Regions from separate parts of the Mus musculus genome. Here all the other regions are linked to region 3. A link is a loop called in an ENCODE intact Hi-C map of the cell type or tissue named here. Cell type or tissue: left cerebral cortex. All regions are shown on one strand. Links, peaks and the distances in the headings refer to the core of each region. The heading gives the core; the rest is flanking DNA.

Region 1 (5,000 bases), core at 1-5,000, 60 kb after region 3:
GAACTGCTGAAATCTATGCTAGCCTCCTTGGGAAACTAGATTTTATTTTAAAAAATCAGAAATTATTTTTTCTTTTCCTTTAGGTATGGTGGTCCTTGCAGCCAGAGTGTTAAGTCTGTGTTTGCTGTTAATTGGATAACTTATCTCGCAAGTAAGGAGGGGATAGTCATTGCCCTGGTAGATGGTCGGGGCACTGCTTTCCAAGGTGACAAATTCCTGCATGCCGTGTATCGAAAACTGGGTGTATATGAAGTTGAGGACCAGCTCACAGCTGTCAGGTGAGCACCTTTTCAACAAACTGTCCACACACGACAAGTGCAGCGTCACTGCTGTAGACCCTACAGGGGCCCCTGAACACGATGGGTTTGTCCTGCCTCTGAGCCATAGTTTCAGTCACGTTTACAATTCCTGATGACTTCATTCTGTTTCAGTTTGGCTTATTGACTTGGTACAAATGTATTATTATTCTTAAAGGGATCTTCTTGGTCAATAAAGGGAAAGCTGTTCATGGGAATGGGCTAATAAAGGTGAAGAAAACTGCTTGGTAGATCTAAGACATTCCAACTGCACTTTTTATTGATTACCATGGCCCACAATTGAAAAGACAAAAAGAAAAATTACATAAGTTTAGTGATATCATTAGTAAACATGAATATCTTCAATTGTTGTCAGTCCACCTCTTTAGAATTGGTTCAGATTTTCATAGTCACTGCACGTCCTAGGTGTTGGAAGTTCATTTGTGAATAATCTTGCTGTTGTTTTTACTATGCTATCATGAGAGTAGATGCCAATTTTCATTTGTCAAAAAGCTCCTGTTTTCATATAATAGATGTGATATTCTGAAAACATTTAGAAGGAAGACAGATCTAATTTCTTCTTTCTCAGCTATATTTCTAACCACAGTTAATGGACCCATTGTCTTTTGTTAGAATCTAAAACAGTGTTGTCGATAAAACACTACCGTACTAAGGACAGTAGACAGGATTGCCCTGAACTCTTCTTACTGTAGAGTGAGGAAGTGAAGCTAGTGAATAAGAGTCTACCAGTCTGGCAGCTATGGGCTAGCTGGCTGGTTGCACTCATAGATATAGATGATTTTACACCTGCAACAGCTAAAGACTGAATAATGATTCACAACAAAGATCAATTTAAAAAAACTCAGTAGAATATCTCTTATCCCTTTAGTGTCACTGATACTAGCAATATTGATCAACATATACAAAACAAATTTAATTTAACAGCTAGGAAATAGGTCTAGACAGCTCTTTCTTTCTTTCTTTCTTTCTTTCTTTCTTTCTTTCTTTCTTTCTTTCTTTCTTGCTTTCTTGCTTTCTTGCTTTCTTGCTTTCTTGCTTTCTTGCTTTCTTGCTTTCTTGCTTTCTTGCTTTCTTGCTTTCTCAATCTATCTATTTATTGTATTTCTGACTCTAGTCAAAGTAGAAAAATTTAGATTCATATGTAACTAATTTTATTTTAGAAAGGCAGTCATGACTTATCCATTTGACATTTCTTCCCTTTAGTGAATAGTCATTTATGCACAGACAAAACTTGTTCAGTCAGAGCAGTCAATTTTAATAAGAGATAGTAAGTTAATGATTATCTTGTTAAAGAACATCAAAATTTATAATTCGCCTCTCACCTTTGGAAGCTGCATGATCTTCATTGATCCAGACTTGATATTTTTACTATTAATTTATTTGGAAGAATTTTGTCCAATGAAGAAACAGTTCAAGATTAACTCCACTGAAGCAACAGAGGATTTTGTACTCTGCTTTTGCTTGTTTGTTTTTGTTTTTGCAGTGTTAGAAGGCAAGTCCAGGAGCTAAATCCTTACCTACTGAGCTAAAGCCTCAGCTTAGTTTTCCCAGACTTTGATGTACCCTGTAAAGAGTATGAACACATTTGTTGGCCTTCCAGCTTTAATTTTTTGGGTAATTTGCTAGAGGCATAACTTGGATCTTGTCTGTTAATATTTGAACTAAAACCAAAAATTTGGCAAAGGCATGACGATAAAAAAAATTATGCATCGTGTCTTGAGTTTAAATGCTTTCTAAGGTTCCACAGAATTATAGGGTGGTTTGTTTTGGCTTTGGGTTAAAACAACCGAAATCACACAGCTCACTAACAGCAAACTCTGTCATGGTATTTAGACCATTGATTTACTATCACAGATATAGTACTCAACAAGAAATGAATCCTTAATTTGCTCTTATGGATGAAATAAAAGTATAGATCGGAAGCCCCTGTAAGGACCTTAATGAAAATTGTTATTTTTGGCATTCAGTGTATAAGACACAGAGTCTTGAATCCTGTCTATCAATTTTGTAATAATACTAACTTGTCTTTAGTACTTGATTGAAGATGTAATAGAGGCAGTAACTGGTGGCCATTTCTTTCCCTGAACCTTTTTTCCTAGAATGTTATCTGGAGAAAGAAAGCTCTCCTGATATAGGGCAAGGATACCACTACCATGTGCTCAGCTACTTAATGCATGCCAGGTTTTAATATGTGTCACCATATTACACTCTGTACAAAGCAGTGCAATCCTTGCTTCCAATGCATTTACAATCTGGTAAACATGGATAGGTGGTGCTCTAAGGGGAAGCATTACTGTTAGATGGGATTTTTAGTAAGTCCCTCATGAAGCATAGATCATAGAGCAGCTGCAAGACCCATTCAGGCAACACATGCAGCAGTGCAGAGAGCTCCTGGGCTGGCCCTAGCTTTGTTTGAAATCTGTTACATGAACATGTAAAAGAGACCTTAGGATCCAGTTCTTCACAAAAGGCTAAAAAGGAAAGACTGAGATGATCCCGAGAGTGATCCAACCCCCTATCTCCCAAGGAAGCCTTTTAGGAATCAGACAGTGAACACCTAACTTGAAGAAACGGGTTTGCAAGCCCTTGGCTGTCACTCTCGAATCAACCCAGAAACGGAACTGTTTTCCTTGAATCTCTTATAAAATTTTATATAGGCGAATTTTCTACATGTCAACAGAAAACCATGCATGTGCATTTGAAAACAACAGTAAGTACCAGCCAAGCCAAGCTAATAAAGGCAAACAAAGTAGAAAACAGAGGAAGAGCAGACCTCACCTCATAGCCTGCCCGTGCATGAGAATATCTGTAAGGAACAGATGGTAGCGAGTTCACAAGTGCTGGAGGAGAAGGAACACGGTTTCTTCAGGCTTCTTGGAAAATTCCACATTTAAGACAATCACAAAATTTCAGAGATTATAGGGTCAGCTCCATTTATTGGGAGTATATTCGGCATTGTATATAGTCCCATAGTCTTAATTTTATGTGATTTAAGGGTTAATGATGAAAAATTGAAAGAGAAAAAATATATTATCACACTTACAGATAGTGTCAAAAGAAAATTTCTCAAATAGCATAATCAGTCACTAGGTTTCAAGATGACCTTAGCCCAGAGTCATTTTTTTAAAGTGGGGAAAATATGTAAAGTTTAATTTAATCTCTAATATTACAAAAACACCTTATTCGTGTGTTACTTTGACTGTGTTGATTAATACATATTATCAATAGTTTCTGATATCTCGCCTTCCAGGAAGCTTTTCAGGTTTTGAGGATGAAATTTATGGAGCCTTGTTGATCTCAAAAGCTTGTATTATCTAGCTAACCTTTAGCCTAGTTCTGCCACATTAAGTGTTAATGTTTCATTTCCATGTTAACCACCAAACTATCATTTCCTGTAAATGTCATCCTTTCAGAATAAACCTAGCCAGGGAGCGGATAAGAATTTCCTGTTCCTATGTATCACCTGTTATTTGCTTTGTGCCCCAGATGCAAGGCAATATGATTGTTAGCCTCTGCAAGATCATAAAATCATGACCGATTTTATGGCTCAAAACTGTCTTCCAACACCAGTAGTGACACTATCTTTTAACAAGAAAGCGAACCTTCTCAACTCCCATTTTGATTTTGAAACGTGTGGGGGAATGGCTGAAGGGCCGGCCACGCGTCTCCTGCACATCTGCTCGCTTTTCCTTGATCAGCTTCCACACAGGTAGCAATTTTCCATTCGCTACTCCATTTCTTCCCTGTACACTCAGTGTCCTTCAGAATTCGTGTCGGGTAAGCTGTGACTAACGGGGCCTCTTCCCATCTGTTTGTCCCGGGCATTTGCCCAACTCCTCAGTGCGTCAGAAACGTGCATGCTGAGTCGATGCAATGAGCGAAATGGTTGCTATAAAATCCCTTTAAGTAATTCTAGAGAGCTGGCAAAAAGGGTTCAGAGGTAGAGCACTAGCATAGGAAACCTAAGGACCTGGGTTCGATTCCCAGAACAACAAAAGAAAAGGAGAAAGTCCATTATTCCATTAACAACAACAACAACAACAACAACAACAACAACAACAACAACAACAACAGACATGCGTGTTCTACTTCCGGAGAACGAACGAGAAAGGCATAAAGAGAAAGCAGAGGCCACACCAATGTGTTTTGGAGACTGTGCCTCACGGGGTCCCTCCCTTCCATCTGTCTGCTGTGGCGCTCTCCAGGGCCCACTCACTCCGGTCACCCCTTCTTTCTTCCCTTGCTTCTGATCTCTATAAAGTTTACTTGAGGCTCTCAACCCATTCTCCCAATAAGTCTCATTTTCTCTAGAATACAAGAGAATCAAGGTAAAAATGAACAGCAAACATTGCTTTGGAGGCTTCCCGGGACTTTTAAACGTTTTTTTTTGTTTGTTTGTTTGTTTTGTTTTGTTTTTGTTTTTTTTGTAGTCTGTTATTCCTAAGGGAAAAAATTATTTTGAAAACGTTTTGGAAATGTGATGGAGCCGAGCAAATCATTTAACATTTTTAAAGGATACGTATAGATATATTTGGTTGTCCATACCATAGTAAATTGGAGGGCTCTGAACGGCAAGAATAGATTTGTTTTTCACTGAATACAGGATTTAATATCAAATGATGGTTATCAACAATTATGCAAATAAAGTGATACAACTTTAATAAAAACTGAATCAGCAGTGAA
Region 2 (8,284 bases), core at 1,661-6,660, 53 kb before region 3:
TGACCTTTCAGAGTCTTCCAGTGTCTGCATCTGTGAATAGGTTAGTCCCGTCCTGAGCTTTTCCAAGCCCATGATGGAGGGTTGCTTGTTTGTGACGACATGATGCCTTTCCACCAGAGGGTTGCTTTAGGTGCAGCTGCTGATAAATGCTGATGACTGGATTTATGGCCTCTCTCCTGCTGGGCAAGTGCTCTGCCACTCATCTCTGTATCCCACCCATGGAGTTACTTGGCTCACAATACTTATTGCTAAATTTAATAGAGGATTTTGCCTGTCTAGTCGTTCTTAGTGTTAACAGTGAAAATATTTGCGGAAGCATGCCATAGGTTCTGGTATCTATTTGAATGACATGCACAGCTTATTGATAAAGATATTGTGTGTTTATTTTGTGTTCTAGCAAGATGGGCTAATACCCCTAGTAGTTGTTAGAAGTAACAACAGCAGCAGCAACAACAACAAATATTGTTTCCTAAGCTGCATGCGTTTTGTAAACTTGGATTTTTAAAAAAAAAATATGCAGTAATAAAAGGAAAGAGAAGTTTGTAACTTATGTCAGGATATTTCTTATTATCTTGCTGAACCCGCTAGCATGTCTTTTAGTTTATGGTAGTTTGTTGCATTTAAGCCCCTTAGATGTAAGTAGCTTTTCCATGAAGATCCTTTCGGAGTCACTTTTACAGCCTTCTAACTCCTTCACACCTCGCCAGTCACCGCAGTGGCTCGCACGGGAGCCCATCTTTAATGACATTTATCCTTCCTTCTAAGGGTGACAGACTAGAATTCTCCTGTGGAAGGTTCTAGATGGCCATTTCACCCTCTCAGCACACGTGGGGTGTTGGCATCTCTTCTTCTCCGCTCATTCATCATTCAGAATTGACTGGGATTACACACACGTGAAGTAGGGTAGGAGACACATTGCGGGAAATGTGGGGGGCTTAGGGGAAGCAGGAGGAGGAAAATGGGGGTCTATTGATGATTTTATTGAAGACATGTATGAAATTCTCACAAATAAAGAAAAATGTTTAAGAGAGATGCTATCCCCCCTTAAAATGTAGTTATTAATTAAAATAAACCAAAGTTTTCTTTAAAGCATTGCCTTTCCCAAATTGACACAGTGACTTCTAAACAGCAACTGCGCATTTTAGAACTGTTAATGTGGCTGTCGGGATGTAGATGCCTCTTCTGCCTTCTGAAGTCACTGGAGATTTTAGAACAAGAAAATATCACAGAATTTTGATGTTTTCTTAGACCATATTCACATGGAAGACTCCAAAGGGACTTAACCCATTCTATGGGTTATTTTAATTCTGTACATTTCCAGAAAAGTTAGAGTCATTTCTAAATATCTGTTATTGCTTTGTCAAAACAAGTGAGTAGTTACCTTTTAACTTGGAGATTTTATTATTACATTTAGGAAATAAAGTGCCGTGGTAAAACAAAAGTGTAGTAAATGAGATTTCAAACAAGGGAAATGCTATTGAGTTTGGAAGAAACACTTTTATGTAACACTGCATAACAACAAACCCGGAAGCTTCTCTTCTGGATCCATTAGAGCACCTTGTTTGGACTCTAGAAATGCAAGTACCTCAGAATGATCAGCAGAGGGCGCTTTGACATTTATAAAGAGAAAGGATTTCTCCAAGAGTGAAAAATGATAATGTAACTAGCCATGTGTGAATACATAGGGCCCATGACCCAGCACGCATGTGTATATTTTGATTTATATATTCGTTCACGTGAAGATTTTAAAATTCTACCCCAGCTAATGAGCTCACCAACCTGCTTGTTTTCAGACTGTAATACCTTCTTTTTCATTCCCCCATATGTTCAACTCCTTAGGTTTATCCGGTGACATTATGCTTTGGAATATATTGTGGATATATTTTGCATAGATCATGTTCTGTAGGAGGGGTTTTAAAAATTGACCTTTATAAAACAGCCTCTTTCTCCCTGGTCCAATCTGTCACAGCACTTTTTGTTATTGTTGTTTTGTTTTGTTATTTTGTTTTTTGTTTTTTGTTTTTGTTTTTGTTGTTGTTTTCCTTTTCATAGACCAAAGACCAATCTTAGGCTTGGTCTATACTTATTTCTGTGAAAGTGTCACAAAATTTATCCTTGCACTTAAGGATCAGAATAACATTCCATATCACTATCCTGTAGAAAATCTAGTGATTTTTAGAAACCTAGAAATAAATGCCACAACATTTGAAGCTAAAGGAAGATCACTGTGGTAGCAATATATTACTGTTTCAGAATTGGCTCAAATTGAGTGAGTTATCTTTTATATTTCCTTAAATTTAGTTATTACCATTGACTTCTGAGAATTTGCAGTGCTACTGGGGCCATTTAAGGGTAGGGAGTAATTTGAAGAGAGAGGGAGGGGAAGGAAGGAATATGAATATGTTGTGATTAATGCTTATAAAGGATTTTATGTTTCTTTTCAAACTGAGCGTATTGTGTGACTCACAACTGCACAGCTGTCTTAAAAGGGCTACAGTCAGTCATCCAGAGTTCAACGATAATGCCATAGGTATTTTTATCCGTATGAAAACTGAGTGGTGTGATTCTACAGTGAAATTAATTTAGACTGGTTTATTTTATCACTACAAACAACATTTTTAGCAGAATCATAACAGATTTTAATTTGTTTATCAGATCTTACCTTCTCTATCCTGAGTTGCAAAGGACTGAAAGCCAGACTCCCAGCAAGAAGGAAGTGAGTTGGTCAGATCATACCAAACCATTGTGTTCATATCTTAAAATTATACGACCTTGGTAAGAAAACAGATATTACATGCTCCCAAGAAGAAACAGTAATTACGCCATGGAAAATCAATGGAAAGGAAAGAAAAGCCCCAAGTCTAGGGGTTAAAGGGTTCAGAGGCAGACTTGAGTGGGAAGGTAGGTTACCCCAAAGAAGTTTAGCTAGGAGGGAAGGACAGACATTTGTCTGAGCCAGGGAGGGCTGCCTTATGGTGGGATTATGAACAGGGGTGACTGATAACATTTCAGACTGAGTGGATGTCATTAGTAAGGGAAGTTATACAAAAGCTGTGGTGTGTCATAAATGTGATGTAACAGGGTTGCAGGGGACAGAAATGCAAGAATTGTTGTTGAGCATTACCTGTGCACCCTTAATGATATCTGCACTTGTACTTCCCTGCTGTCTGGTTCGGGTTGCTTAGAGTCTTCAGCCTTTCCAACAGGCATCTCTGAATTTAAAGCATTTCCAGTTCACATCTTCCAGTCCACGGTCCTGTTAATGTCAAGACTTCTAGTGTGGTCATCAAGGTCTACAGTTGTGACTGACCACACTTCAAAACATTGTGCCTTCATCATTAAGTTAAGGAACAAGCTCTTCTGGTGGGTATAGTAGCTTTTACACCCCTATATTTTAATCAGTTCTTTCTGTGTTTGGACCCCAGCGCAAAGGATAACTAACAGGCCGAGATGATACAAGTTAAGCCAACATCATCACAAATGATTCACATTTAATTCTAGCTGACATATTTCTGTGTGTGTGTGTGTGTGTGTGTGTGCACACACACACACACATCTATAAACAGGAGCAGAGAGAAGCTCCGTGGATGGCCATGTGGGCCTGTGGCTCTGAGAGAGATTTTCTTTTTCTCTTTGGGGAACTCATTTCCTAGAAGCTTGGATCCAGGATAGAATATGCAAGGTGGGTGGAGGTGGCTTCTCTCCATTCTGCAGGAACACATGTTCCCTGGCACACAGAGCGAACTATGACAGACCAAAATGTGAGCGTGTGTGTGTAGATCCATATACATAGAGCTGAAAATAAAAGTAATCTATTTCCTCTCAAAGAAAAGATTGTTATTTCTAAAGAAAAGGAAATATGTATTATTAGCAGAATGAAAGAAAGCACGCGTAAGGGGTCCGAGCAGCCTTGGGTCTGTTCCAACATGAGGACGTGCTTCAAGCTTTTGGGATAATCTTTGACAGGAGGATTACGAAACTGGAGGAAATATGGATATGATGCTCAAGTTCAAGGCAAGGTCACAGTAAGAGAAAAGCAGACTACACTGGGAGATGAGATCCAGTGAGGTGTAGACCCTGTCTCTACCAGCTCCGGAGAGAGTAGAACAGGGAGTATTATTCTTCACCAAGAATGTAAACCCACTTTTCATCACGGTAAAGCTATGGTGGATTGTTGCAAGAACGAAAAGATAGAGTCTGTAGAATGAAAAGTTTCTAGGCTAGGAGAAAGTCTACCTGGGGGGAAAAGAAGTTGGTTTTTACCTAAGGAAGCCCAGCTCCTTGAAGAAAACACAGTATTGTTCATTGCTTGCTATATTAGTATATTCCAGCAGAGGGCAGACGTTGCACGAAAATGAATTTAAACTCGCCAACCCCCCCCCCTTCTCTATTTTTTTCTTTCAATATTTTATTGCTTTTTTTTTTTTTTTGGTTTCTAAACAATTTTAAAATGTTTTAAAAGTATTTGAGGTCTATAGCATGTTAAAATAAAAATTTTCTTAGATTCCAGTAATTTTTTTTACTGTTACCAAGATATTCAAAACGTGTTTCCAAAATGAAGAGTTTTTGCCTCCCCCCCCCCCCCGGACATGGTTTTACAGCCCCTCTTAGAGATCTACTGTCATTGTAAGCAAAGCTATTGTTTTTATCTTACTTGTTAAGTTATTATTCTTTATTTTTCTTATTTTGAAAATCCATTCTATCTCATAATTGAACAAGTATAACTTTCTGTGTTTACAATTAATTAGATATAGACAACTATATTAATAGACATGACTGCCATTTTCAAATTTATTTTTTAGTTGGCTTTGATAATTCCCTTAGAAGAAAATGACATATGTAAAAGTCAATTAAACCCACTTAACACTATGATTCCAATATTTGATACAACTCTACAAGAGTTTGAATTTATTCCCCTTCTTGTCCCTGATTTAACAGGATCATTATGACAATAAAATTTAAAACTATAGAAGTGACTATATATTTTTAAATAAAAGCAAGCCACCTGTGAGCAGTGGCTGAACTCAGATCTGGGAGACTACAATGGTCTCCAACACACCTGTCCTCTTCAAAGCAAAGCCCTAACTTCAGCCTCTAATTTGTGTGTCTTCTTTAAAAGGAAACATGCAACATACATGACTGTGGATATTGGAACCTCCCAGATTGACCTGCCTTGAAAAATTCAAAGACAAAAACAAGAGAATCCTAAGTAAATCAGTTGTAGCAATTCCATTTTGGTGCATAAACTTAAAACATTGTTTGCTGTTGTTGTAACATAATAGGTCAATCATTTCTTGGTATTGCTTTTCTGGAGGTGTGTGTATGTGTACATGTGTGCATATGCCCACATGCATGCACATTTTCTTAAATTGAATTCAAACAAAAACTACAGGGAAGGAAGTTTTAGTGTTGCTGGAGATATACGACTTTCTTTAATGATAAATTTGTTTTCTTTTTAATAACTCTATTTCTAAGAAAGAACAAATAAAATTGCACAAAAATGTGCTGCTTGGGAAAGTACATTATTTTATTTAATTTTTTTTTATTTTTCTGAGGAAGGAGAAGCTGGGTGTTTGTATACACTTTGAACAAAGCAATGGAGCGCTCTGGCCTCCTTGCTGCTACAGTTATCTCAAACAGAGCTGCTGCAAATGAGTTTGTGCTTTGAAGACAGAAGTGTCCCTTGGTGATGTGCGTGCAGACGTGAGTGTGGAGGAATGGGTGGAAAGTTGGTGGTGTCCATCCGTGAGTCAGAATATCTTAGCAACGTGCAAACGTCTCTCTTAACTTGTTTCTTGGAAAGATAAGATGGTTTAAGTTTTTATGGAAAATTTGACATTGCGGCAAAATTGATTTCTTAACGTGAGCTTCATTTCCTTTAGCACCAAGGATGCAGAAGCTTAAAGAGCTCCTGCACTCAATTGGTGAGCCGTGCTTGCTGTGAGTAAGAAACCCTGAGATGCTGGGTGACATGGATGAATCATTGAACCTCTTTGAGTATCTGTTTCTCACCTATAAAGTTGATGTGCTAATGGGGGTATCTACTGCAGAAGAGGCTATCATAATTTGCATTATATCTGGGGAAAGCTTTGAGCTCAGTGTTTTGCCACTGGGCAAGATTTCATTGTGAAATCTGCATAACCAAATAATGAACTTAATCAACCATGCTCTGTATTTAGTAGCAATACTAATTAATATTATCAATTAATAATTATCAATAAATTATCTCTTCACTCTATTTAAAGCTTCCACCACAAACTCACATATACTAGAACAAAGCTGGGGAAAATTCTTGACTTTATGTATGCTGAGAATAAGCTTAAGATTATAGTTTGATTGCTAATTATTGGAAAATGAAGGCAAAGGTCAAATAGGATCTCCATACCTATTACACTCACTGAAAAAATGTATCAGAAACGATACCTAATTTCTAGATTATATTTATTGGCATTTTCTGGCCACTTTAATATACTCCAGCTCTCAACTCTACATTTAAAATAACAAATGGAAAATATGTCGAAATTTACTTTTTGCCACAGAAATCTTGGCCTATATGTCTAGACGTGGAATTATCTTTGCAATGACATTTTCCCATCTCATTTTACACCTTGCCTTTCCCTTACAAATCATATTCTCTTTTCATCAGTACATCTGCCCAAAACGCTCTTCGACTTGACAGTTCTATCCCACACTCGCCTCTGAGCTTCTAACAAGACATACCTCTGGGAATTGCAAAGTGCCATATTTAAAATCTCTCTGTGAGATATACAGGTTTTCCCGTGTAATCATGAGGGATTCCTCAAATCTGAGTTCCGGAGCTAATCTGTGACAACTGATAAGCACAGTATTTTCACATTAGTGTATTTATGTTGTGCTAATATACTTAAACAGTATGTATGTCCATTGAGAGTCTTTGCACAACTTCCTTTTCAGCTTCTAATCTTTGACGATGATGTCTCACATGTTTGATTAGCATGGGCTGAATTTCTATGTTATCATTCGATGTCAATGGACTAAATCAAATTGTAGGGAGAGGCCTAATATGCCAAGAACATACTTCACAGGAACAAAGGCACAACAACAAAAAGCAGGGAATGACTGATACACACAAGGCGTGAATGACTCTCAAATATTCCTTTAAGTTAAAGGAAGGCTGTATGGTGCATGAATCCACCATACCATGGCATTCTGGAAAGGGTAAAGCCATGGAGTCAGGAACCAGACCAGAGACAGGCAAGGGACAGGAAGAAAGTGTTGAGAGCAAAGCAGCTTGAGCGGACTTGTAGGATGATGGATACATCGTCATTGTAGTAGTGGCTACAGGCAGAACGGGAAATGTTTGTCAAACTCATTAACCATACACTCAAAAGGAGTGGCCTTCATAATGAAGCTGGATTCATCTGGTTCAGAATGAGTAACCTCATAACATGAAGAATGTACTGGTAACCTTGAACTGTACAGCTTTTCCTTCTCAAGCCAATAATATACCAATAATATACCAGTGATACACTGTGTACCTGCTTTCGTCTATTCCTATTTCAGTGCTAGAAAATGTGGCACTGATATGTTTTGGCCTATATGTCTAGAACTGGAATTATAATGATACTAGTTTTAAATAACTTACAGATATCTTAATATAGTTTACTAGTGTTTGGAAATGAAATGATAATTGCCTAATGAGTTATAAGTATAACTATTACACACTAGAACTAATTACAAGAACATTATAAGATAGAATGTCACATCCTTTTTATAGGTAGGAGAGCATCATTTGATTTTCATTTCAATGAAGCTCTCCTGCCAGCGGGATATTGTGTCTAGCGTTGCACAGTAGATATCAAATTGTAAAAGGTAATTGATACCACACCCACCTTACATAAGAGGGGCCTAGGATCCCAGCAACCTGAGCAGCAAGTTTCACAGGTCTTTCTGATTCCAAGTCAGCTTCAAGAACTCCTGTGCCCTGAGATTTCTCAGTTGAATGTTAGTTCTGATCCTTGACAACGAGACAGCGTACATCTTGGGAGATGAGCTGGAGAAGAAAGGAGGGTGTCAAAAATGAATGACCCTGACCTGGGAGAGCAGCCATGGGACCCAGTGAAGGGCATACACTTGCCATTCATACTTCTGGTTGATGGCAGCTTCCTGTAATTATAGTAAAGAGAAACACTTCCAGACTCACAGACTCTAGCGAATGTAATGCCAAACGTCAGTCATGTTCTCTTTGAGAAGATCCCTTTTCAGCTCTTTGAATTCATGTTTATTTATCTCTGGAAGGGTAATT
Region 3 (8,267 bases), core at 3,268-8,267:
TCTTCCAAGCTCCTACACAACTTCGACAGAGCTAATGGATCTTCTGGCCCAAAGTTCCAAAGTCCTTCCACAGTCCTTCCCAAAACATGGTCAGGCTGTCACAGGAATACCCCACTATGCTGATACCAATTTGTCTTAGTCAGGGTTTCTATTCCTGCACAAACATCATGACCAAGAAGCAAGTTGGGGAGGAAAGGGTTTATTCAGCTTATACTTCCATACTGCTGTTCATCACAGAAGGAAGTCAGGACTGGAATTCAAGCAGGTCAGAAAGCAGGAGCTGATGCAGAGGCCATGGAGGGATATTCTTTACTGTCTTGCTTCCCTTGGCTTGCTTCGCCTGATTTCTTATAGAACCTAAGATTGCCAGTCCAGAGATGGTCCCATCCACAAGGGGCCTTTCCCTCTTGATCACGAATTGAGAAAATACCCCACAGCTGGATCTCATGGAGGTACTTTTCCAACTGAAGCTCCTTTCTCTATGATAACCCCAGCCTGTGCCAAGTTGACACATAAAACCAGCCAGTACACTTTTACAGTCTTCTTTTAAATATATTTTCTAATAGTCTAGCATTTACATGATGGGACTGATGAGAGTGATACAGCTGAGGAGATTCAGCAAGGTTTCATAAAAAATAATTTAAATAAATGTATGCTTCAATTCCCATGATTATCTAATGGCTCTTGTTGTTCTCTCCTTTGTATGTTTTTTTCTCCTACTTATTCAACTTGGCTGTATTCATTTTTTCATGCTTTAGAGTTTAGATTTGAAAATAAGAATAAGAACAAGCTGGGCAGTGGTGGCACATGCCTTTAATCCCAGCACTTGGGAGGCAGAGGCAGGCAGATTTCTGAGTTTGAGGCCAGCCTACAGAATGAGTTCCAGGACAGCCAGGGCTACACAGAGAAACCCTATCTCAGAAAACAAAACAAAACAAAATAAACAAACAAAAAAGAATAAGAACAAATACCCTTGTACAGGGATGTCAGATCTAAGGGTACAGATGAAGCCATTAAACTGGAGGATGGCTTGGCTTTGGTGTGCTAGTGTCTTGATACTCTTTTGGTAACAACCTTGATATCATTTAAATGTAAATCTACTTCTAGTTTGACATTAGTGCCTGGTTGCAAATTCCTTTGCAAACAAAGGGAAAATGTCCATATATTTGTGTCCAACTGGTCTTTTCAGCTCCATCTCACCCTCCTACCTTCTGTTATAAATGTCAGGTAAGTTCTGGTTTCCCTCATGTTTTCCAAGCAAAGTAGTCCATTTTTAAGTGTGTCTCTGATAGATGCTTATCCTCTGCACAGTTGTCCCATGATGCCTTCTCCACTTTCTTCACTGCTACTTGACTGATCCCTTTTCCTCTGTATTATACTCTAATGGAAGAAATATCAATGAACACGTTCAGCTGACCAATTTGGACTCCTGTTTCTCCCACTCTTTTATAAAGGACTTGCATGCAATGTGACTCAAGGCAGCTCCCCTCTGCTTCCAATTGTTGGCAATATCTTGTCTCTTACCCATTGGTATCTTCTGAGTCTACCCTTGTCAGCAAGGACTCACTTCTTAGCTCAAACCTACTGCTGTTCAGATGACAGCTCTTTCCTTCCCGTTTGTTCACATCAGGGCATGTTCTTTTCAATGTAAAAGTCCAGTGTACTAGCTCATGCAAAGCCTTCCTTCTGTTTCATTCATTATACAAGTCAGTCATGGGCCTCAAATTCTCTCCAGCCAGAACCTTAGCACTCATAGACTACTTGGTTTGTGTTCTACACCATTCAAAGGCTGTGTAACTTTGTAAAGCTGCTTGAATGTCCCATGCATCTCTGCTCTCACCTGAAAATTGGGGACAGTAAAGACAATAAGTTCTGTGGATGAACTGAGATGGTAATTTTAAAATGTTTATTAAAATGTCAGACTCAAGAAAGGTTTCCAATGAACACTGACTATGAATCATGGCATTCTCTAACTTTACAAACTAGTGAAATGGTAGTAAATAAGGTATACAGTTATATTGATGAACCACTAAAAAGGAGACGTACTTCCAATGTCATTGAAGACAGTCATGGTGAATTCCTACAGTTCTGGCTCCTTCAGGAAGCAGAGTTGGAAGGATCGGGTATTTGAGGCTAGCCTGGACTATGCTGTGAATTCCAAACAGAAAAATAAAAATAAAAAAACAAAATACAACATAAATTTAATTGAAGCATTAGTTTATCTTTTGAGTCTTTGTGTCCATAGCATAGAAGCCAATAGATTGTTTATTTTTCTTTCCAGTTCTAATTTAATAGACAACTCTCTCTGCTTCCAGAACTTTCTAATCGTGATAGGATAATGAACCACTGGCATTTAATTATGACATTTATGAAGGTGGTGGGTACAAATTATAATCTGAGAGACATGTTTCTTCATATCCTTCCTTACATCAAAATCATAATTTTAGAAATTAGATTAGATTTTTAAAGTAGTTTAAGTGATATCCTCTCTCATCGACACCATATCACACCACCCCTCCAGATCTATAACTATGTGACAGCTATTATATGCTCTCAAGATGTCAGGACACATTCTTGCTTGGATCTGAGAAATCTCTTTGATGATAATCTGACAAATTCCTTACATTACTCACATATTTGAAGAGAAATCACATAGCCCCCAGAAAATATGTATCTCTCTGATTACTAGGCTCCTTTTCTAACAAAACTCTGTCCAACTTAATACTGTAGCCATGGTCTTTGTGGAGTGAGATTGTGTCCTTTTGAGAAATACACAGTGATGATGCAGATCAAGGATATGAAGGTTGGCTAAGTTTAAATTTTAATAATACTATGACACTCCCAAGGAGTGTCCCAGTAGGAAAGCAGTAGTGCATTCAATAATGCAATTAATCAATATTACTTTAGAAGCAACTTAAGTAATTAGCAGATTGAATTAATGTATTTATTTCCATCTATGCACTGTTTGAATCCTGGGCAACCTATCTAATTTTTAATCTGGATTCTGTTTTCTAATTAGTAAATGAGTTTGGACACAGGTAAAATGAAATTATATATTAAAGTACTGTGTTTAGAATAGGGAAGAAGTGATCATTATAACTGAAGATCTGAACATCAAGCTTTTAGGAGCTCTTAGGCTCTTAGGTTCATTCTCTATTGAGGATCAAGCAGAGAGACTTTGATGTCCTGGATAAGCATGCTTCCCAAGCAATAGCCCTATAGCTTTTGGACTTTTTAGGAATACATTTGTAATTGAAAGAGTATACAATCCAGGTTTCTAGTATAGCCTCCACTGTAGCCTTATGCTTCTTATAACTAATTCATTAAAGGACATTGCTGTTTTGTTTAATAAATTAACCTTTTATTCTCACCCCTAGGTAAAAAATGTATTATCTTTACTTATGTTCTTAGAATATACTTCTTTTTTTATGCTCTCAAGAATCATAACTAAATGTGTTTTTAGGGAGAACTTCTGTGTTGATCACTTTTCGTTATTTCCATCAATGGACATGAGTAGTTTTAAGGAAAAAAGGTCTATTTTGAATCACAGTTTCAGCCTGTGATATGCTGACTCCATTGTTTCTCAGTCTGTAGTTGGCAAAACATTATGGCGAAAGGGTGGTACGGCAAACTTGCTCACCTGATGGTGCCTGGGAAGCAAACGGAGACAGGAATGGGCCAGGGTTCCTGTATGTCTCCTCCAAGGATACATTCCCAGTGGTCTAGCTTCTTCACTTCAGCTTAAGTTTCTAGAGTGTTCCATACCTCCCCTCAATTCCAGCAGCTATGGGCCAACCCTTCAATATGAGTCTCTAGAGGCCATTCCAGCTCCAAACTACTACAGAGTCATTTTTGAAAAACAACTACTGTTCATTAGTAAATACCTTTAGCAAGATCTGTTCATAGCCTTGAGATGTAGAATTGCTCACTTACTCAATGTTCTCATGTCATCATATTCCAAACTAAGCCTTACGTGTCCCCTATTTGGAAAGAGGTGGGTCATAGCCTATATTATACTGCTATGCCTTTAACTTTTAATGGATCAATGTCATTCTGTCTGTTTCTGTATAATTTCAATATACCCAGATTTGCTTCATGAGAAAAGTTCTCATGCTGACAAATGATGCGATTTTGTTTTAGGATTATACAAGTGCATCACATGTCTTTTCTGTCCCCTTTCACAGGTCCATACAGAAATTTCCAACTAATCAGGGTGCTCACCTGATTAGCACACCTCCAGGCTGAAATACTCAGCAGGAGCTCCAAGATCGGAAAAAAAAATGGATGAATCTTGCATGCTTATAGGAGAGCATGCTCACTGAGTAAACAGACCCTCTCATGGTTAATTTTGTACACACACACACACACACACACACACACGCACACACACACACACAAACACACACATCTTTTCTTAGTGGAAAAGCAAAAACAAAAACCTTGTTAAAAGTATTTTTATTTTGACCCCCAAAAGAGAGAGAAAAAAGGTAAAGCTATTGAATGGTTAAATGTCCACACCTTTTGAACACCTCTCTTGGATATAAGCTAGATCAGAAGCCCGTCTGTAACTCTGTTACAAGAAATATATTCCTAACTTATGAAATTATATGCAAGAGACCATCTTTACTTATTTACCCAGTCACATCCTCCTTAAAACAGTTCAAACAGCTAGAACTATCCCAGATGTTCTAGTTAGATTCAACCAGCTTTCTAAAGAAAATACAAACATAAATAAAATGTTTATTCAACCTTAAAATGTCCCCGTATACTAGTACTTTCAACTTAATGTTGCTTCTTAAGATGTCCCAATTTCTCCATAAAACCTGTCAGACGAGTCTTTGGAGTCCTAAGTGGTACCCATTACCAGTCATGTGACAATGATTAATTGCTAAAGCTAGCAGTATGCATTTTAATTATACCTTAATCACTTATTGCATTTAGTTTCTGTCTAGTAAAGGAGGTCTTGGGAATCACTCACTACAAAGGACTTGCTGATTTTTTTGGGGGTGGGGGGTGGGGGGGTGGGCGTTGGCGAGCTGGGACAGAAGTTCTGAGAAAGTACTATGTGGATGTTCCAAAGAAAGCAACAAATTTGAGAAGACCCTCTAGAGGGCAGTTCACATGGGACCCGGCTGATGGCTTTCTCTCGGATTGACGCCTCACAATCAAGGCACATGGAGATGTCAGTAAGTGCACTGTACACCTGTGATGATGCCTGGTACTGCTTCAATTTGTAAATCGATAGCTCATTAACCGCATGGGGAGTGGGATTCATCCGGGAGCTGCAGTGGGCTTTGAATACTCTTCTCTGCCAATGCATACTAGTGACTCACTCTGCTCACCAGAACTTTCCTAAGGCTAGAATTCAGGGACAGCTGTCTGGAGAATGGCAGGGAGGAAGTTCACAAGCCACTGTGCTGGTTTGTGGTGGAGAAAGTTTCCTGTGGCAGCCAGACCAGTCAACTAAAGCAAACAGCAACACAGAACAGTGATGTTTTCTCGTTATTTTTCATGCACAGTTTGTGAAAGATCAGCATGAAACTTAGCATAGTCAGGCAAAAGATATTACAAACTTCTTGAGAAAGCCAGCAATGGAAAAACTGGAGACACCATATTCTAGCAACAGTATCCATGTGGAAACCAGGAATCTGCCCTAGGAAATTGCTCTGGACCACAGAGAAGGTTTAAAAAAAAATTGTGTCTGTGTGTGTGTGTGTGTGTGTGTGTGTGTTGTGAATTCAGTCATTTTACTGATCTGCCAAGATGACCGATCACTTTGAAATATGTGGACTTAGCCAAAATGAAGTACACATGACTTCTCTTTTCACTTGCCTTTTTAAAATTTATTTTAAGGTCTTTATAATTACTAAATGTTCTCCTTTCTCAGAAGATATTCTGAGAGCAAAGCAAAAATATCACTCTTGTAAAGCCATTTCCATTCTTCCAAAGGTCTGCTGGCAAATTATTCCCGCTGATCTTTCCATCTTTCTAGCCTGTGCAAACACACCTAACCCATACTACATTTCAACAGATGGCGCTTCATTTCTTTAAAGGAAAGCAGCCGTGGGTTTAGACAGTTGAATTTTTAAACTTCTGTATTTACTGAAAGTGCATATGGTGCTATACGGACAAAGAAATTGTGCTGAAAGAAAAACATTTGTGCCTGCAGCACCTCATAGGCTCCCGGGAGAAGAGTGTGCAGTCACACCGTGTACCTCTCACAAAGCCGGATTTGGCTCCACTGTTCTTCCCTTCCCCAAACATTTGATATGTACAATGCACCCTCAAAAAGTTTCTCCATTTGAAATCCTTCCTCTCAGCTGCAAACAAGAGGAGTGTAGAAAAGATTGTTACTAAAGTGACTCGAGTGATTTTTGAGGAGAATATGAAATATAAACCTGAACAACAACAAAAAGGTGAAATAAAACGGCCTCTGTATGACAACTTAAGCAGATGTTGGTGTAAATTTACAAGGATGAGAGAGCTCTAGAGCCTCCCTCCAGCCACTCATAGTTCACTTAAAGGCCAAGAACGCCCCCAAAATCTGTTTCTAATTTTACAGAAATCTTTCGAAATTTGGCACGGTAGTCAAAAGTCCGTGGGAAAGGGAGGAGGGGAGCGGGAAGCAACTCATGTCCTGACTTCAGCTTCCAAGTGGAAGACAGACTTGCTTCTTTTCAACAGTTTTCACAGATGCGGTGACCCACGCTGTGCAGTGAGAATCAGCTAACTTGCAAAAACATCTGGAAAAATGAAGGTTAGTGCGTGCCGTCTCGGGGACGACCGCAGAGTAGAGGCTGCCTGGGCTGAGTATGGTCAGAGTTTTCTATTCTTTAGAGAAGGTGGGGATTTGTGTGTTGAGTATCACTTCCCGGTGTGTGTTAGGATTAGAAAATGGCTCTAAATATACTGTAGAAACATTTGTCTTAGCAGAACTGGAAAGGCTCCAGCAATCACCGCCAGACCAGTGGAACACAATCAAAAGCTCTGTGGGGAAGGAGAAGTAGGATCTAGGGTTAGACAAAATCTTGCCATTTCTCAGGAGGAACTAAGCCCAAACCGAATTTTCTTCTATGTAGACATGGCTGAAAACTGTCTTTGGAGTTACCACCCTGGCTGCGCTTGCTTTAGTGGTGATATGCATTGTCTTACGTCCCTCAAGAGGTAAGAAATTTTCTGATTCACTCCATCTGCCTAGCGTAGCCTGGAAAATGTACCAACGTGTGAACTCAAATGGGTGAACATTTCCTAAGTGCCTATTTTCCAAAGTAAGCCTGTTATTTCTAAGAAGACGTATAAGTTCACAGTTATGTTGTGTGTAAGACCAGAAATACTGGCGATGTAAGGGTAGGAAGAGCTTTACAGTGTTATTTCAGCAACAGAAAAACCTGAGAGCTATTCTGTACCCCTCCCACCACCCCCCCAAAATACACGCAGAAGACAAGCTTTGATAGGCCTCTCAAGACTGTATTTTTAACTAGCATTGTTTTCTATTACTAGATTTGCCTGGTAGCAAGAAAAAAAATAATGAGTAAGAATAGAAACGTTAAAAAAAGAACCTATGGAGGCTTTGAAATCACTAAATAGTGCTTCCAAAAAATTTAAGGAAGATGTTCAGAATAGAAATCTCAGGAATAGCCATATAGGAAAAGTAAAACTCTTGTTCTATATATAGTAGCAATTAGTCATTCAATTAAGAGGCTTGTTACAGTTACGCAAACATTATCAAGGTAAATTGGTTGGGGTGTTTGTTTGTTTGTTTGTTTGTTTTTTATTTTTACAGAAAGGCTTAGGCTGGCAACAATGTCACTTGACTGAGACCTAGAAGATGTTATGCACTGATTTTGAAACTAGTTTTAATTTTAATATTATCCATTGGTAATAAACTATGCCCCTATTATTCCAAACCTTCTTATGAACAGCAATGTATGCTTCTAAAGCAGAGATGTAATGTAACAGTGACAGAGACTGTACTATAGGATCTGGGAAGAACAAATGCTCCGAGTTGATCAGAACCAGGGAACGTCTGTGGTTAAAGTGAACGGACTCTGAACAAGGGTTAGTGGTCCAGCCTGAACCAGCAAACACGTCAGTCCTGAATTCTCTGTTGCTTTTTAAAATTGAAACATGTACAACGTACAAAAGCTTGAAGAGTTCAAAAATGTCCACATCCTTTCACAGAATTGCAATGTGCAGGATAACCTGATGAAGGCAGTCTCCTTGGAGCTGCACTTTTAATTTTTAGCTTGCATCTTCATGTCCTAAAG
Region 4 (7,788 bases), core at 1-5,000, 72 kb after region 3:
TCTTACAGTTTGGAAACAATTCCCTTTTTCTGTGCATCTCTTTCAAGTAGAATCCTGGTTGGTTGGTTGGTTGGTTGGTTGGTTGGTTGGTTTGGTTTCTTGTTTAACAAAGACCTAGAAAGATCTAAGAAAGAAAGAAAGAAAGAAAGAAAGAAAGAAAGAAAGAAAGAAAGAAAGAAAGAAAGAAAGAAAGAAGAAAGAAGGAAGGAAGGAAAGAAAGAAAGAAAGAAAGAAAGAAAGAAAGAAAGAAAGAAAGAAAGAAAGAAAGAAAGAAAGAAAGAAAGAAAGAGAGAAAGAGAGAAAGAGAGAGAGAGAGTTTTGAAGTTTTACAGAAACGTTGTAATTACGTTTATCTCTTAAACATTGCCTACCCTGTTTTCAGGGACTTTGCTTTGTTCCAGCCATTAATTGTTATCTGATTTATCAGAGATAAATTTACTATTGTAGTTTGCTGCTGTTGTACCTGGTACACATTTAACCTCCTCCTCAGAGTGACCCAGCCACCCCCCCCCCATTCTTATTATGTGTAGACTTTAAAAACACAGAGATGCTTTTGAGCTTGTGTCTGGGGCTGACCAATAACAATGTCTCTACAGTCCTACGGAGGTTATGTTTCATCCCTGGCCCTTGCATCTGGAACTGGTCTTTTCAAATGTGGCATAGCAGTGGCTCCAGTCTCCAGCTGGGAATATTACGGTATGGAAACATTTCATAAACGCTGCCGTGAAAACATTTAACACATAATTACTCTATATCTGAGGTTGCTAGGAAAGCAAACTATGCAGTAAGGTCTACCTCAGCATCACTGGGGAAAATATAATCTATAAATGAGGTTGTTCATATAACTCATTACTATCATGCTTTAACTTCCAGTGGTTAAAAAGAGAAAGAACTCTTCACAGATCCTATATTTTTATTTTCTCCCACAAACTTTGATCTCTTGTGGAAAAAAAATCTTTAACATCAGAGCTAACTCTGTTTTTGAAGGCACATAACTCCAGCAATGATTACTTTTAAGCATATGTTTTGCAAAGTCAAGGGCCAAGGAATGAATTATATATATATATATGTGTGTGTGTGTGTGTGTGTGTGTGTGTGTGTGTGAGAGAGAGAGAGAGAGAGAGAGAGAGATTATATATAAATTGGGAGCTAACTATTCCCGTGAGTGCCTGTTTTCTTTATTAACCCCAATATAAAATGCTTATTTAAAAGTAATTCTAATAATTGTGCAAAAACAAATATAGCTTTTGCTATTTTCTCTTTTCCACACTGGAGTAAAAATGAGAGACATTCATGCCTTACAGAGAATCTTTATTCAGAAAGGTATATGACTGTGTGTTTGAATTTGTGTCTATGGTGTTGAGGCAAGTAAGTCTGGGAGACACATTTTCATCCCAGATGAAACAAGACACTAGTGAAGAGACCAGAGGAGGTGGATTTTGCAGTTTATTTTCAAATATAATGAGGCCCTTCCTATCTCCACATTCCTCCAAGGAGAGCAACTGAAAAGAGCTTAAAAGCAGCCTGTGAAAAAGAATCACTTAGCCACTCGTGTTTCCATAAAGTCTCTGCATTGTTTCTGGAACCTCACTGAGGTGAGCTGCAGAAATGACATATTCATTGAGATGTACCATGACACCAAGTAAAACAGGAGTGTACCTCAGAGTCTTCCCACGGGAGAACTGGGGCACACTTACTATTGTAGGAGTTATGTAAGATCGAGAAATGGCATGTATAAAATGGAAATAGCATGTTCCTGTGTATTTTTACAGCATCTATCTACTCAGAGAGATTCATGGGCCTCCCAACAAAGGACGACAATCTCGAACACTATAAAGTAAGCATTTCCCATTGTATCTAGGTCACTAATTTATTTCAAACGTGTTAAGTAATTTTAAAACAGTGATTCAGAGTTTGCAAATTCAGTTCTGGATCCCCAGGCAAAAATTATGATCTTTTGTTAACTGCAAAAGCATCACTAGAAAGAAATTTTACTCTTTGAGGATTCTATTCTCTCTCCAATCTAACCTCCCTTTTCTCATCTCTGCTCCCCACCCCCAACGCCTACACAGCTTGAGCGGGTATCATTTATGCCTAAGGTCTCACTCATATGTAACATATGACACATAAACTTTCAGTTTTTCAAACTAAGAATCAGATGGAAGTAATGCAAATGATGATGAAAATGTGTTGCTCTGACTCTTAAATATTTATCAACCAAAGCAATACATAATTTCAGTATTGGTGCGAAGTCCATTGCACAATGATTTAGCTAGTTTTCTATTAGAACTTTGCAGCAACTAAAATGTTAATTTTTCTTCTTTTCCAGAATTCAACTGTGATGGCAAGAGCAGAATATTTCAGAAATGTAGACTATCTTCTCATCCACGGAACAGCAGATGGTGAGGTTTAAGCAAGACTCTTACACATAAAAATACTGAGCCAGCATCACTTTGTTTAAGAAACATTAAGCATCCTCCTTTGCCTGTGCTCAGGGTCAGTACCTAAGAGTCAGGGACATTTCCATATTTGAGCGTGATCGCTCGTTGCTGACAATGTCAAATGCATGACTAGATAATTGTTGGTGTTCATTTCCAGGCAGTGCATTGTCACTCTAGGCTCTCTGGTATTTAGCAGCACTTTAACTCTCTCTTTCTCTCTCTCTCTTGCTCTCTCTTTGTTGCAGATAATGTGCACTTTCAGAACTCAGCACAGATTGCTAAAGCTTTGGTTAATGCACAAGTGGATTTCCAGGCGATGGTACATGATCCTGTTTCATCCTAGTTCATGGCCTTTGACTACCACCAAGCTAAAAGAGAGGGTTCTTGTGTGTGTGTGTGTGTGTGTGTGTGTGTGTGTGTGTGTGTGTGTGTGTGTGTGTGTGTATACCTGAAAGCATAACTAGAGAATAGAAAGAGCAGAGTATTAGTAAATGAATCTTGGACTTTTTCTGAAGCCCATCAAGGGCCAAAGGTAAGTCATACCACCACCTATGGGCTTTGTATAGAATATGATAATTTACAGGATTAAACAGCCCAGATATCTAATGGTTCTGCAGGACTAGGTGAATATGTGTAGGCACATGTTCAGAGTTCCTACAGAACCTAGGAGTCTCAGAGCAGCTAACAGGTTCTGTTAATTCAGGAAGAAACAATTGCAGACCGTTCCTGGAATCTCAGTGACCGCCTGAGTTCCTGCAGGTCCACTTAGAGTCAGAGAAAGGTTCCTCTGTGTATGCTCAGTGTCTGGCACCTGGGCTCCAGGTAGCAAAAAGAATGTGAAGTGAGATTAGAGGAGGCAGTTAGACCAACAGTGGGGGCAGCCATTGGTAGTCATGTTCTTCTCCCTTCAGCAAATATATTTTCTTCCCTCAATTGCTTGTATAGGAGAGGACTCCAGGAAGGGTGTATCTCATCTTTTAGAGGTTCAGATTTTTTAAATGCAGGTTACAAGAAGTGAGATGAGATCTGTTTTATGGCCTCTGTTTATTCTGACTTCCTGAAAGAAACTCAGCTAAGTAAATTTATAGCATTACATCACAACCCTTGCCGCACTTATGCAATGAAGACAATAATCTTACTGGAATCTCTCCAAATATAAAGTTTAAAATTATGTTATCCCCTCTCTTTTTTCCTCTACAACAATGTTTTAAAGTCCCATCAAATGTACTTATGATTATATGTGATTTACTACATGATTTTTTTTTTCTGAAACAGAGGAGAATTAGATTTACAGGCCAAACACCTCATGGAGTTTTTGAGCTCCCATTTTCCTAGGGAAAATTAAATGCAATGCTTTTACTTTTCAAATGAAAAACCCAAGTGGCCAAGAAGCAAAGCAACAGACTTAATGCACCAGTTCTATCTGGGCTCTAGGAATAAAACATGTTTTGTTTTTCCCCTTTTTATTGCAGTGGTACTCTGACCAGAACCATGGTATATCATCTGGGCGCTCCCAGAATCATTTATATACCCACATGACGCACTTCCTCAAGCAATGCTTTTCTTTATCAGACTGAACCAATGCAAGTACTAGCGTGTAGGACAGTCTGAAGGCTTCACATGGACGACTTGGACCATGAATATTGTAAAAGCCGCTAAAAATTTAGGAGGGCTCAGGAGGTTAGGCTCGGTATTGTTTACATTTCCCTATGCTCTGTGAAAGAAGAGAAAAGGGGAGCCACACATCTTGCTTTGGACACAATGTTTTATCACCTGTTCATTGCCGGGTAGCGGAAATAAAGTCAGATGCTCAGGTTATAGCGTGTTGTTTGTGTGCACTAATTCCACACTACATGTCCTATTGGGAAAATTGCTCCTAATAGGAAAAAGACATGCCTGACACATGGTCACAGAAGAGGAGAAGCTGGATGCGGTTTTGGGTTTCTGTAATGAGAACCCCAAATCCTGAGACCAAGAGCACAGCGCGTAGAAAGGCACAGTTCAGATCACGCAATGAATCGAGTCCGAGATGTCTGCACTTTCTGCTCTACCTCCAAGAAATGTTTCTTAACTTTACTTCCAAAGATTTCTCCAGCGTCTTCAGATGTGCTGGGTGAGGATAAAGCCAAATTTTTCAATGCGGGTTCCTTTTAAGAAATATATTAAATCTGGAAGGGATTACATTGAATCTCTGTAGGAATTAGTAATTAACTCGGCCTCAGATTCCTAAATTACTAAGTTAAACTAACAAAAATAAAACTCTGAAGGAGCAAGTTTTGCGTCTGTAAAGTCTCCCTGGAGTTTTACATTCTAAAGCTCATTTCAAAGAAGAGAAAGTTATAATGCCCAGCATCAATTAGAAATTTTGGGCAGTTTGCCAACTCTGTGATTTCCACAGAAAAAAAATTTAAAGCCACACCAGGACACCAGAAGATACACAGGAGTGAATTTGGAAGCATCCACCAAGACAATGTCTAGAAGGTATGTTTCTCAGCTCTGGACTTTCCCTGTGTTCTCTCTCCTTACCCCAAACTTAATTCTTCCTTTCTGCTTACAAGATACCATGTCTGAAAGCCTCCTTTCATTTCTACATCTGGAAGAACCAATCGAAGCAAGGATAGATAGATGGTTATAAGGTCCATAGATTACACTATCTTTTAGTTTTATTTTTTCAGACACTTCTCAACTCCAAATCCTTTCTACTGCCCCGTTTTGAAACATGATTCTCACTCTGGCCACATAGCCCTGCCTCTGACAGTGACAGAGATGCTGAGTAGTGGGGAATATGGAAGGACCTTTACAGATCCAAAAGGCCATCCATCTCTCCCTGCACTAAGTGACTGATGTCATGAGCCACAGAGAATTCTGCTCCCTTACTTTCAATTTTCCACAGCACAGCATCTGACGTAAGCCCAGAAGAGCCCTCAGAGTTTGCCTGCTTGGGAGGAGACAATAACCACAGGTATTTCCTAGAGCCACTTTACCCAAGACTTGCAAACAAGATGACTATCAGAATCTTGTTATATCAACAGATATGTTTGTGGGCTTTGCAAAGCCATTTCTATATTAATAGACAGGAAGTGACTTTGAGTTTCAGACCTTTGCTTCTGGCCTCACAGAACTACCAAAAGACAAATCTGTTCAGGCTCTTTCCCTACTTTGAAATTCCCAGGGATACTCCCCGTGTACCAATGAATCTTTACACTCAACTCCCTGACACATGGAGCCTTGGACAACCCTTCCCATGCAGATTTACCAAGCCTTTCTCCAGTCACCAGCCTCCATAAAATCTGAATTTCTTCCAATATGCCATATTCCTCCACATCTCTACACACTGTGGAAGCCTACTGTAGCCACTGACCATTTGTGGCTGTCTTAAATGAATAAAAATTAAATGCAATTAAAATATAGCACTTTCACCGTATCAACACTGTGGAGTAGTAGTTGACATAGGCTAGTTCCATCAGCACAGAAAGCAGTAGTGAATAGCCATATCCTAGAGTGATCGCCATGGCCCGAGCCCTCCAATATACTAACAGAGAAAGCTTTACAAGTGGCTTATGAGGTGCGCACCTCTATAGTTATGAGAGATTGAGGTTTTCTACATTGCCCTTGATGGATCCAAGCCTGGGCTTCTGTGTAGAAACATCTAGGTCCTCCTCAGGGCTTCACTATGTCTGCTCATTCATTAACAGGTTCATTCAACAGACATGTGTTGAATCTGGCTGTGTACCAGACATTGCAATACGCTAAGGAGGGAAAGGCAGCGATTTGACTAGAAATTCGTTAGTGTTTACATTTTGTTCTGCTCTACTAGATTCCTCTTTGGGCTTGGAAGAACAGAATGGCAGTAAAGAGCAAAGGGGGTGGGGGGCTGTTTTAGGTTGAAAACACCAAATTAAATGGATGCCTCTAGAACGCTGTATCTCTTTTCCTTTAAAAACTGGCACACTAATATTCCTATTTTTTCTACATTTTAGTCTTGGGTGTACTTGGAGAGGGAACTCCTAACGTTACAAACTGCATATGCAAAGTTTATACCTACCGCAACCAAGAGATTACTCTGTGGTAGTGGCCACGGAAATACTTAGAAAACTTTCAAAGTTTTAAATGACAATCTATATTTCTTAGAGGGTTGAGGAAGCAGAAGCAGGCACATGAGAAATTTGGTTAAAGTTAACACAAATAGGGAACTTCTGACATTTTTTTTTTAATGTATCTACCTCCGATTGCAAAGTGTGTTATTTATTTCCTTCAGGGAAGATTTCCTGACTCCCTGTGTTGGCATGGTGTGTGTACTTCAGGGGTTATAAGGAGGAATGTATGTGACAATTTCTCCATTTGTAGGCTGTTTCAGGAAAGGCGACTTAACGAATCTGATTTTCCCAACATTTAAGCATTTTTTTCAGAAGCTGACAGATCTTTATGCAAATGTTGTTGCCAAGCTGTTTGTAATGGTGAAATTATACTTTGACAGTAACTCTTTAAAATATATTAAACCCAGCTAAGGTTTTTTTGGAAATGTTGCCAATTAAGTGACTTTAATGAGCTTCTTGATGGTAACGTAATTAAAATTCAGATGTTCTAATTGTTAAAAAAAATTAGTTCTGGGAAAGTAAAATAAGCAAATGTAAAATGAATTAGGACTAATTTAAACGGTGATTATGTGGTCTTCTTAGAAGAGTCTACCAAAACAATGCTTTCAATTATGCTGTTTGTAAGGAAGAAAGAAGGCACCTAACATAGATTTCAAATTGAATCAATAAAGCAGATATTTTGAGTTTATCCAATAAGGCAGGCTGAAAGATCGTGAGTGCAGTAAATCCTTCCCAGTTTGAGAAAGCTCTGTTGCTATACGTCCTCTGTGTAGCAGACAGGTACCTTAGCAATTTGGAGTGGGATAATTTTTAATTCAGGGAGAAATTAGGGTCTGGAACTCTCCAAGCTATTCAGGGAGAAAATGATTTGGCTTGCAGAAAAAGCCCCTAATGACCACCTGCTCAAATCATTGGCATGCAAACCCAGCATGCTGGTCGCAAACACTTCTTTTGACACACAGGTAATGTCTTTGGCAAGCTGGAGACTTAAGATTTCATTTTGTTCGCTTCTAATTAATACTCAATTACTGAGTACTTCATTTAAGAACCTGCTATGACACCCTATGTTTTAACAAATATTTGCTGCTATAGCAATGCACCCTTTGCTCTGTGGTTATGGAAAGTCTGTGCTCTGTGAATGAGAGAGACACAGTCAGGCCGAGGTTTCAGCAATGGCCTGACTGACAGACCAGCTTCCTTCTTTGATAATTACTGTTCATTGACCTGCTAAGACAGAGTCATCTGTGCCA

The links. Peaks named below come from ENCODE experiments on the same cell type or tissue, not always from the same donor. Only the 100,000 strongest peaks of a DNase experiment are listed, where the experiment ranks them.
Region 1: it touches region 3 in a loop (3-fold over the local background); 4 of 42 quality-filtered maps call a loop at or near these places.
Region 2: a loop joins it to region 3, with 5 times the contacts of the local background. A loop is called at or near these places in 3 of 42 quality-filtered maps.
Region 4: a loop joins it to region 3, with 6 times the contacts of the local background. A loop is called at or near these places in 2 of 42 quality-filtered maps.

Annotation. Positions count from the first base shown.
Region 1 is chr2:62,512,798-62,517,797 of GRCm38, reverse strand. Fap (fibroblast activation protein) reads left to right here. Exons shown (of 26, transcript NM_007986.3): 20 at 84-278. Among named protein-coding and RNA genes, the nearest start is that of Gcg, 32 kb to the right of the region's middle. In left cerebral cortex, for the core only: no CTCF peak of the experiment used is centred there; DNase peaks (open chromatin) are centred at 2,721, 3,041 and 4,124; H3K27ac peaks cover 4,051 bases.
Region 2 is chr2:62,623,972-62,632,255 of GRCm38, reverse strand. All of the region lies in intron 3 of Ifih1 (interferon induced with helicase C domain 1), which reads left to right. Among named protein-coding and RNA genes, the nearest start is that of Gm39839, 8.2 kb to the right of the region's middle. In left cerebral cortex, for the core only: a CTCF peak has its summit at 4,320 (motif pointing right); DNase peaks (open chromatin) are centred at 3,696, 4,271 and 5,785; H3K4me3 peaks cover 275 bases; H3K27ac peaks cover 3,171 bases.
Region 3 is chr2:62,572,336-62,580,602 of GRCm38, reverse strand. It overlaps Fap (fibroblast activation protein), which reads left to right and starts at 6,582. Exons shown (of 26, transcript NM_007986.3): 1 at 6,582-6,757; 2 at 7,080-7,164. The coding sequence starts at 6,752. In left cerebral cortex, for the core only: a CTCF peak has its summit at 6,051; DNase peaks (open chromatin) are centred at 6,684, 7,203, 8,011, 8,204 and 1 more place; H3K27ac peaks cover 2,816 bases.
Region 4 is chr2:62,497,414-62,505,201 of GRCm38, reverse strand. It overlaps Fap (fibroblast activation protein), which reads left to right. Exons shown (of 26, transcript NM_007986.3): 22 at 597-696; 23 at 1,773-1,837; 24 at 2,330-2,402; 25 at 2,687-2,760; 26 at 3,914-4,266. The coding sequence ends at 4,018. Among named protein-coding and RNA genes, the nearest start is that of Gcg, 18 kb to the right of the region's middle. In left cerebral cortex, for the core only: no CTCF peak of the experiment used is centred there; DNase peaks (open chromatin) are centred at 1,739 and 2,389; H3K27ac peaks cover 3,658 bases.